Linked DNA regions of Homo sapiens: region 1 is linked to region 2. A link is an interaction called in ENCODE POLR2A ChIA-PET data of the cell type or tissue named here. Cell type or tissue: A673. All regions are shown on one strand. Each heading gives the region's core, and the rest is flanking DNA. Links, peaks and the distances in the headings are about the cores only. Region 1 overlaps LOC105370328 (a long non-coding RNA gene). Region 2 has its middle 9.9 kb from the start of STK24-AS1.

Region 1 (5,383 bases), core at 128-5,127, 500 kb after region 2:
AATCAGCCACACCCCACGGAACTCATTCTCTCTCCTCTCATACTGATTTTTGTGCAGCTGATTTCAACACCCAAATGCAGGCACGCTATATTTTGGTCAAAACTTCCAAGTCATTTCTGACTACCTACTAATACATATGTCAAGAGTTTTACTCAATTAGAGACCTTTTATTTTCATTTGTAAAAAAAAAAAAAACAAAAACAGAATTTTACAAGTGATAAATGTCTTTAGCCTTGTTCCTAAGTTTAAGAGAGTTTACACAGATCTTTAGTTAAATAAAGCTAGATTAGTGAACACCTAGTAAATTATTACAAATGCAGTAGTAAAATCAAGCCCTACTTCAATCATAGTTATAAACTGGAAATAAACTATAAATTTGAAGAGAATAAAGTTTTCTCCATGAAAAATTCTAATGAACCAAGTTTCACATAACACATATTTAGAATCTAAATTACAAGTACTCCTTAGAATTACTAAAAATAACCTCTTAATTTATGAGAAAGCTCTTCACTATTTTTAACAAAGAATTTTAAAACTCAACTTTAAGATAACGAGATGCAGAATATAGATTTAATTTCACTTTTACGATAACAGTTTTGTAAATATTTGGTAACCTTTTCCTTGTCTATTTAGAGAGCCTAATGGCTGGCTGAAAGCTTGTCATCTCAAAGAACCACGTCAGCTGCCCCAATTCTTTGAATTTTTTTTTTTGTCTTTTTTTTAGTAGAGATGGGGTTTCACCATATTGGCCAGGCTGGTCTCGAACTCCTTATCTCATGATCCACCCACCTCAGCCTCCCAAAGTGCTGGGATTACAGGCGTGAGCCACCGTGCCCAGCCTGAATTTTTAAAAAAACAAATGGCAACCAGCGTCTGTAGTTACTGGCTTCAGTTATAACCTCTTGGCAAGGTTGAATTAAAAACTATGGGGCTTGTAATTTTCTGTTTTCATATGGCCAATAATACTGAGGGGGGCCAGGTGCAGTGGCTCATACATGTATTCCCAGCATTTTTGGAGGCCGAAGGGAGAGGATCACCTGAGGTCAGGAGTTCGAGACCAGCCTGGCCAACATGGCAAAACCCCATGTCTACTAAAAATACAAAAATTAGCCAGGCATGGTGGTACATGCCTGTAATCCCAACTACTCAGGAGGCTGAGGCAGGAGAATCGCTTGAACCTGGCAGATGGAGGCGGCAGTGAGTGAGCCAAGATGGCGCCACTGCACTCCAGCCTGGGGGACAAAGCAAGACCCCATCTCAAAACAAAACAAAACAAAAACAAACAAACACTGAGGGGGAGGTCTCTTCAATTTCATCCCTGTGTTGAGCTGAAATCCATTGTATTTATTTGAGGGGGCTGTATCTTTACAATGATATGGTAATAGTCTACCCAGGGTCTCCAACAGAGGCTAAATGGGTACTCGGAAACTGTCCATGTAAAATGTAGTAACTTCCTCCCTTGTCTGAATTTGGATGTCACCCTCATTGGTAGCAGATCAGGCAAAAGCACACTCGATCTGTTATTTTTGTCATAACCTCACTTACCTAAGTCAACCTCACACCCATGCATATCCTTACACATGTCATTTACTTGTTATGTTTAAAGCCTCTCCTACTTGGTCAATAGCTGTTTTTGATGAGAGTTATCTCTCTTGTTGACGTATATCTTTCTGCTTTTTCGTATAGTTCTAGAATCGTCCAGACAATCAATAGTAAATTCTTATCACAAATCCTCTTGGCAAGAATGAGAGACAAATCTAAAATGTTAAATAATAAATACTTAAAAGCCAGGTAGCATAGAATCTGAAGTCAGGAAATCTGGTTTTAAGTTTCCACTATTTTTTCATCTGACCTGGGGCAAGCAATTTAAACTCTCCAAACTTCAATTTCCGTAGTCATAAAACTGTGGAAATACACCTTGTGAGGATCACATAAAATAACAGTGAATATCTGCCAAGTAATTACTAAATGTCAGACTGTGATTTGAGGGCTTAAAAGTATTAACTCATTCAAGCTTCACAGCAAACTCCATGAGAGTCCTCTGCTCCCACCATTTTTGTAGATGAAGAAAATGAGGCCCAGATGATGAAACCAGGAAAATGAGTCCAAGGTCCCATGGATAGGAAAAAGTGGAGCTGGGATTTGAAGCTAAACGGCCTGACTCCAGAACCTTGAGCACTACACTGTATATCCTCTATTATGACATCTGCAAATACCTTTTTTTTTTTTTTTGAGACAGAGTCTCGCTCTGTTGTCCTGCCTGGAGTGCAGTGGCATGATCTCGGCTCACTGAAACCTCTACCTCCCAGGTTAAGGTAGATTCTCCTGCCTCAGCCTCCCGAAGTGCTGGCATTACAGGCTTGCACCACCACGCCTGGCTAATTTTTGTATTATTTTAGTAAAGACGGAGTGTCACCATGTTGGCCAGGCTGGTCTCAAACTCCTGACCTCAAGTCATCCACCCGCCTCTACCTCCCAGTGCTGGGATTACAGGCATAAGCCACCATGCCCAGCCTTGCAAATACCTTTTATTAACTAGAAAGTGATGAACCCATGAATCATTATTTCCTATTTTGTAATTCATATAGTCTATTTCAATGCAGCAGGATATGTCCTTAAAAGTGTTATAGGGCATTTCATTATTCACTGTCTACCCAGGTCAATCACAGCCGCACAATGAGATGAGTTACAACTGTATTGGTAAATAGATCAACCAGACCAGCGCTTCCCAAATTTGCAGAAATCAACTGCAATGGATTGCAAATGCTTGGGTCCCACCCCAGAGCTACTAAACTTTCTGGGGAGAACCCAGCAATCTGTATTAAAAACAACAACAACATAAAGACCCCCAGACTATTCTGAGGGCCAGTTAGACCTGAGAATGAGTAGACTGGCAGGTGGCTGGAGAGCTCTTTCAACAATCTGATTCCACGAATTCCTGAGAAACTTCTTGGCTCAGTGGTCAGTTTGAAACAATTTCCTACTGTTAAGTTATCACATCATTCGGGCAGCTGGCTTCATGAGCAACTTTTAACATTCTCTAGGGAGTCCATAAGCCACTTCATGAATTTTTCATACCAAACACTTGAGGCAGGATTGACTCATCTGTGATTTGTTACAACCATAGTTCTATGAATTAGAAGGACCGTTGGTCACGTTTCAGATTTTCCACTGGATCACATTACAGACATAAAAGTAATGTGTAGGCTGGGCCCGGTGGCTTACGCCTGTAATCCCAGCACTTTGGGAGGCCGAGGTGGGTGGATCACCTGAGGTCAGGAGTTTGAGACCAACCTGGCCAACATGGTGAAACCCCATCTCTACTAAAAATGCAAGATTAATTGGGCGTGGTGGCACGTGCCTGTAATCCCAGCTACTCCAGAGGCTGAGGCAGAAGAATCACTTGAACCTGGGAGGCGGAGGTTGCAGTGAGCCGAGATTGCGCCATTGCACTCCAGCCTGGGCAACAGGGCAAAACTCCATCTCAAAAAAAAAAAGAAAAAAAGTAATGTATATACTTACTATGTGCAATGCTTTTGTGCTATGCCAGGCACAAGGAAATACTGAAAATCTTTCTTGACACTGGTAAATCTGGGCTTAATAACTGGTTTGTAGAAATAAGTGTAATTATTATTAGAGGGGAATTATTTTATCATACAAATGTTATTAAAGCTACTCTCATGCTATAATTTTAAAAAGATGACATTAACTACAGCTAAATATAATAATTCATTTTCATGAAATTTTTATTTTTTAGTGATTTGTCTTAGTTGTTCAGGCTGCTAAACAGAATGTCATAGAATGGGTGACTTATAAACAGCAGAAATTTATTTCTCACAGTTCTGGGGGCTGGGAAATCCAAGATCAAGGCGTTCACAGACACCTTCTAGCTGTGTCCTCATATGGTAGAAGGGACAAGGGAGCTCTCTGGGCCCTCTTCTATAAGGGCACGAGTCCCATTCATGAGGCTTTGCCGTCATGACCCAATCAGTCCCCAAAGTCCCCATCTCCTAATACTGCCACCCTGGGAGGAATCCGGTACGTGAATCTGGGAGGGACACAAATGTTCAATCTATATTAGGATTTAAGGTTAATGGCAAACTGTCTAGGAGTTTTAGGTAAAAAGTGAGGGCCAAGAAAAGAGAAATATTCTGTGCATTAGACTCATGGATGTGATATGTGACTGCTCCTGTCTTATTCTTCACACCATGTGACTTTTTAAAATCTACGAAAAGCCTATTATTTTTTTAAAAAGGATACATAATACCAAAAGGTGTTCAATTATAAATATTTTGTTCTTACTTAAGTCACCCACCCGCTAAGACCACCCTCCCTCAAGGTAGCCACTGATACTTACATCCTTCCAGAAATGTTCTATGCATGTGAGTGTGCGTGTGTTTGTGTGTGTGTGCATGCATGTGTGTTTGTGTGTGTTTGTGTGTGTTTGTGTGTGTGCGTGTGTTTGTGTGTGCGTGTGTGTGTGTGTGTTTGTGTGTGTGTGTGTGTGCTCAGTGGTTCGATGCAGCGCTCTGCATCAGGGCTGGGTTTGAATCCTGGCTCAGTCACTATCAGTGCAACATTGACCAAGTTCCATTTCCTCAGTTGTAAAAAAGGGATATTAATATCTATTAAATACCTCATAGCTGGCCAGGCATGGTGGCTCACGCCTGGAATCCCAGCACTTTGGGAGGCCAAGGTGGGTGGATCACGAGGTCAAGAGTTCAAGACCAGCCTGGTCAACATGTTGAAACCCCATGTCTACTAAGAATACAAAAATTAGCCGGGGGTGGTGGCGGGCACCTGTAATCTCAGCTACTCGGGAGGCTGAGGCAGGAGTATTGCTTGAACCCGGGAGGCGGAGCTTGCAGTGAGCCGAGATCGCGCCACTGCACTCCAGCCTGGGCAACAGAGCGAGACTCTGTCTCAAAACAAAAAACAAAAAAACAAAACACCTCATAGCTCTTAGCAAAATAAGAGAAATACAAGAAAAATGAAAAATTCTACCTCATAGGGTTGTGGGAACATGAATTAGATGAGTTAATACATATAAAGTGCTTGGAACTGAGCCTGGCATATTACAAGTACTGATAAATATTAGATATTTGTATTATTATACCTGAGTCCCTGTGTTTACACGTAGAAGCTCATTTCACATAGCCTCACTCAATACATCCACGTTTACAGCAGCACCTGCCCTTTAAGCAGCGCAAGACCACAGTGTGAGTGGACCCATGTGATTTACCATTTCCCTGTAGGTGGAAATCAACTCTGTGATTTTGCTTTTACCAATAAGATTGTGCTAAACCTTTCTGCACATGGGTGGGTCCTTTGCCACAGGCACCAGTTTATGCAGAGGTAAACTGGTGGATATGAATGGCTGGAT
Region 2 (5,383 bases), core at 262-5,261:
GCCTGGAGTATTTTTTATTGAGTACCACACATAGTGTATGAAAAAATGCAGAGATGGTTTGAGGCTTTAGATGATAGTATCTTCCTCCAGAGAGGATTCATGTTTACTTCCGGCATAAAGTGGGCTAGGGGAGGCCGGGCACGGCGGCTCACGCCTGTAATCCTAGCACTTTGCCGGGCCGAGGCGGGCGGATCACCTGTGATCAGGAGTTCGAGACCAGCCTGGCCAACATGGCGAAACCCCATCTCTACTAAAAATACAAAAAAATTAGCTGGGTATGGTGGTGCTCACCTATAGTCCCAGCTACTTGGGAGGCTAAGGCAGGAGAATCTCTTGAACCCGGGTGGCAGAGGGTGCAGTGAGCCAAGATTGCACCACTGCACTCCAGCCTGGGAGACAGAGTGAGACTCCGTCTCAATTTAAAAAATAAATAAATAAATAAAAATAAGTGGGCTAGGGGCATAAGATCTTAATCTAATTTTTTGAGCTGATTTGAAGCTGGACTTCATTCCTTGTGAGAGTTAGTCTATTTTCCATTCACCCTTACTCTAAGAATGGAGTGCTTTGTGGTCCCAATCAAAAGCCTGGATTGTTTGCCAGAACTTCTCTTCCATAAAGGGCACTGAAACCCAAACTGTGCCCACCTGGCCCTGTCAAAGTGCTAAACCTCTGTTTTCCCTTTTGCCACTCAGTTGTCTTCCAAATTAGCAACTGCCTCAAGGAGAGATGCAGTGCCCGGTGCCAGGCTTGCCTCTCTTAGCTTCCATCTCTTCTGGATCTTGGCTCTACAAATTGCCTTGCTAGTTCTCTGATAATTCCAAGCACATGGGTTTTGGATTTTCCCTTGTTAACTATTCTGTCTAGCTTTTCTAGTCATTCTTAATGGCAGGATTGCTCTGAAATAAACTAGTCAGCCATATCCAGAAGCAGAATTCTACATATACATGAGTGAAAAATGTTATCATAATATAAATACTTTCTAATAACTTGCTTTTCTCACTTATCCATATATGAACCATCCACATCTTTCATAAGTATGTCAATATTAATTTGTGCAATAATTTAATGCTAGATAGAATTTCTACCATTCTATGATTGTAGCATAATTTTTAGCCAAATGGTTATAATTGTGTATTTCAAGCATTTTTCAATTTTTTCTCTCTTATAAACAGCAATATGATCTCATCTTCATATATACATTTGTAAGTAGTTGTAATTATATCCTATGTATCATATCTCAAAGTAAAAATTTATTTAAAAAGTATGAATATTTGAAAGGTTTTCTTGTTTCACTAAAGGTCCCTCTAGGAAAATCATACTAATTTATATTTCTACCAGTGGTACATAAGTGCCAATTTCTCTTTCTTTATTTTTTTTTTTTTTTTTGAGATGGAATCTCGCTCTGTCACGCAGGCTGGAGTGCAGGGGGGCAATCTCAGCTCACTGCAACTTCTGCCTCCCAGGTTAAAGCGATTCTCCTGCCTCGGCCTCCAGTGTAGCTGGGACTACAGGCCTGTGCCACCACACCTGGCTAATTTTTTTGTATTTTTAGTAGTGACAGGTTTTGCCATGTTGGCCAGGCTGGTCTCGAACTCCTGGCCTCAACTGATCTGCCTGCCTTGGCCTCCCAAAGTGCTAGGATTACAGGCTTGAGCTGCCACGCCCAGCTGATTTCCCTATATTTTTAAGCTTTTTTTTTTTTTTTTAGAGACAGGGTCTCACTGTGTCACCCAGGCTGGAGTACAGTGGCGTGATCATGGCTAACTGTATCCTGGAACTCCTGGGCTCAAGGGATCCTCCTGTCTCAGCCTTCCAGGTAGTTGGGACTACAGGAACCTACCGCTACACACTATACCTGGCTTTTTTTTTTTTTTTTTGGTTGGGGGGTTTCACTCTGTCACTCAGGCTGGAGTGCAGTAGCGTGATCATGGCTCACTGCAGCCTTGACCTCCACAGGCTCATGTGATCTTTCCACCTCAGCCTCCCAAGTAGCTGGGACTACAGGTGCATGTCACCACACTTGGCTAATTTTTATATTTTTTTGTTTTTGTTTTTTTGAGACAGTGTCTCACTCTCATCCAGGCTGGAGTGCAGTGGTGTGATCTCAGCTCACTGCAACCACCGCCTCCTGGGTTCAAGTGATTCTCCTGCCTCAGCTTCCTGAGTAGCTGGGATTACAGGCATGCACCACCATGCCTGGCTAATTCTTGTATTTTCAGTAGAGACAGTTTTCACCATGTTGCCCAGGCTGGTCTCGAACTCCTGACCTCAAGTGATCCTCCCACCTCAGCCTCCCAAAGTGCTGGGATTACAGGTGTGAGCCGCCACCATGCTCGGCCTAAGTATTTTCTAAATAATTCTATTATTAAAACTCAGTATTCTCTATTAAAGCTTGCCTGCGTCTGACTTATGAACAAGTATTTTCTACACGATTCTTTTATATTCTTATGGTGGGAACACTGTTGGGGTCACAAAGAAAAAAAATAAACTTGCACCCTGACTTTCCAGAGCTCATGATTCCTCACAGATGGTCTTCCATGACCCCCTTTTCATGAAGGTCCATGGTGATGTTCCTGGAAGGCCTGAATCCTCTGTAGACAGGTTCACCTCCTTGAGCTCTTACCAGTTATAGATGTATTTTGGACCTTGCCTTTATCTTGAACTACAATTATGTATTACAGCTCACAGTCCAGGATGGCTCCTTTATCTCTTTCTGTCGACGCTACATATTCACATAAGATGGCTGTAGTTTCTTTTTATTCCTTTATGTTACTCTCTTAAACTTGTCCTGTTTGAACCCTATTCTATGGTTCTTACCACTCACCCAGTTTACCAAAATCACTCACTCAGGTCAGAGGTCAACAAACTATGGCTCCCAGGTACAAATCTGTCCTGCCACCTGTTTGTGTAAATAAAGTTTCATCACAATACAGTCATGTTCACTCTATAGGTATTGTCTATGGCTGCTTAGTGATATCACTGTGGAGTTGGGTAACTGGGGCAGAGACCACAAGGTTCATGAAGCCTAAAATATTTACTTTCTGGCCTTTATGGAAAAAGTTTGCCAGCCCCTGATCTAAAGGCTGGCTATCCTTCTAACTCTATAAGAAGATCTTGAACTTCATAAAGATTTCCTCACTGCCAGATTAAGCAGCTGCACAAACCAAACCCCCAGCTCCCCCACTCCAGTGGATACAGAGCTCTTATCTGCTCAGTATCACTTTATTTAGGGCTTTAGGGCGTACCACCCCCTCCTTCCTGAATAAATCATTCTCAGTTTCTGGATTCAGATGAGATTATCTTGTCCCCTCCCACCACCCCAGGCCACTCAGAGTCCTCCCTGCGACTCTTGGCAGATCTGTCATGAAAGACAGCTCCCTTTAATCTAGGCTCTCAACCTGTTAGCATGATGAAGGCCTAAGGCTGACAGCAACTGTCTTGCTCCCATATGGAAGGAGCCCACCTAATAGTTATGCCAGCAGAGGTCAGGGAGCCAAAATAGGAACCCACAGAGTCCTGATTCCCTTCTTTGAATCCCTAGATGGACTATTCAGAAGCCAGCTTCATGTTCTGCAATTTTCTTCTTAAAACTTGACTGTGACTGATTCATAAATACTAGAATTCCCTGTTACATGAGCCCATTAATTACTCTTTCTGCCTAAGTTAGTTTTCACAGGGTTTCTGTGAAACTGAAAGAGTCTGGACAAGCATAAAAACTGGGACCATGGCCAGGTGTGGTGGCAAACACCTGTAATCTCAGCCACCCAGGAGGCCGAGGCAGGAGAATGGCTTAAGCCCAGGAGTTCGAGGTCACAGTGTGCTATGATTGTTTCATTGCAGTCTAGCCTGGGTGATAGAGCAAGACCCTATCTCTATTAAATAAATACATAGAAACCGGGACCAGGAGTGAAAGGTGCCAGAAGAAAATTGATTAGGTAAATGGTATGCATGAGGCTGAGTGGAAGACAGCAGAAATCTCAGAGTTTGGGAAGTTGATGAGCCTTGGTGCCAGTGAACCTCGATTTGAAGCTGGCTTCATAGACCAAACCTCCAACTCCCCCATTCCAGTGGATACGGGACTGTTATCTGTTCAGTGTCACTTTTTTTAGGGTATACCATCCCCTCCTTCCTGAATAAATCATCCTCTGTCCCTAGATGCAGGAGGGATGATTTTATCCCCTCCCACCACCCCAGGCCAATCAGAGTCAGGTATCTCTTGTGCCTTTGGACTCAAATCACTTATAGACTTTGGATCTGGGAAGTGCAGAGAATGAAGTTTTACAATGGTGCTTCCTCATCGACATCAAGAAACACAGTCTGTGTCAGGCACCACTGATCTAAATAGATGAGGGTGCTCCCTGCCAGAGGCAATTGGCCTGGAGGCTTTCAATACCAGGCACTGCCCAGCTGTCTGGGACTCGGGGCACGGACGGCCACCGTAATGGTGTGCCACACAGCCCAGTGTTTAGGAAGTTCTTAGTCTAAAAAAACCAGGCTGAGTGTGCTGATTACTTTTGTGGCTTTCAGTAAGTTGCAAGAAGAAATAGACAGGCTTCAGCCGAATTGGCACATCAGGAGGCCATGCAGTCTTGGATAAAAGCCACGGAATCTTGCAGAAGGAGGACTTTCCAGCCTGCACCAACAATCCCAAATTGGAAGAGGCATGTTTCCTGCAGAATGCAAAAGCTGTATGAACGCTCCCAAGTTGGAGTAAGTGAGAGTTAGTCAGAGAGGCGGGTAAACACCTGGGAAGTAAGCCTGAGAGCAGGCTTACAGGCTGGGTGTGTGACCTGCATGGTCACACATCACCCCACACTTAGAAGGGCCCTATGCTTGGTTTACTGCTCTATTCTCATAGTCTTTAAACTATTAATATGCTTTGAACAAGGGCACACATTTTTATTTTGCAAATGTAGCTGGTCCTGCCTGGGACTCTGGAGAAGTCAGAGAATCAAGTGACCCTGATCCTCCAAGATCCTTGGATCTAGCACCAGGCTCCTCCCTCCTCCTGCTGAGTACTAATTACTGGCTGAGTAATAATTTCCCCCATTGCCAGGCCTGGGGTATATCCAGGGAAACAGGGGCAGATTAACCCTGCCTATCACCTCAATCAACTCACTCAGAGGCAGAGAACTACCCTGAAAGAATAAGACCTTGGGCCCTAAGGGGCAGAGGGCTGAGCTTCCAGTGATGAGGTTTAGATTCAAAAGCCTGGACTCAATAAGCTTCTGGCTGCGGTTTCTTCTCAGTTTTCAAGGGAGTTATATCACCAGGACAGTCCCAAACTTGATGACTGTTTAATTCCCTAAGCCCATGGCTCTCAAACTCTGTCCCAAGGTGCTCTTGGGTACTGCAGAAAATTCAGAGGTGCCCATATGCAATA

Evidence for each region. ChIA-PET counts read pairs that join two places held together with the same protein. Peaks named below come from ENCODE experiments on the same cell type or tissue, not always from the same donor. Only the 100,000 strongest peaks of a DNase experiment are listed, where the experiment ranks them.
Region 1: POLR2A ChIA-PET joins it to region 2 with 5 read pairs; 1 of 35 experiments calls an interaction of 5 or more read pairs at or near these places.

The regions. Positions count from the first base shown.
Region 1 is chr13:98,081,364-98,086,746 of GRCh38, reverse strand. The region is part of intron 1 of LOC105370328 (a long non-coding RNA gene); the gene reads left to right. Among named protein-coding and RNA genes, the nearest start is that of FARP1, 59 kb to the left of the region's middle. In A673, for the core only: a CTCF peak has its summit at 3,037; a DNase peak (open chromatin) is centred at 3,076.
Region 2 is chr13:98,584,502-98,589,884 of GRCh38, reverse strand. No RefSeq gene overlaps it. Among named protein-coding and RNA genes, the nearest start is that of STK24-AS1, 9.9 kb to the right of the region's middle. In A673, for the core only: no CTCF peak of the experiment used is centred there; DNase peaks (open chromatin) are centred at 3,264 and 4,594; H3K27ac peaks cover 2,152 bases.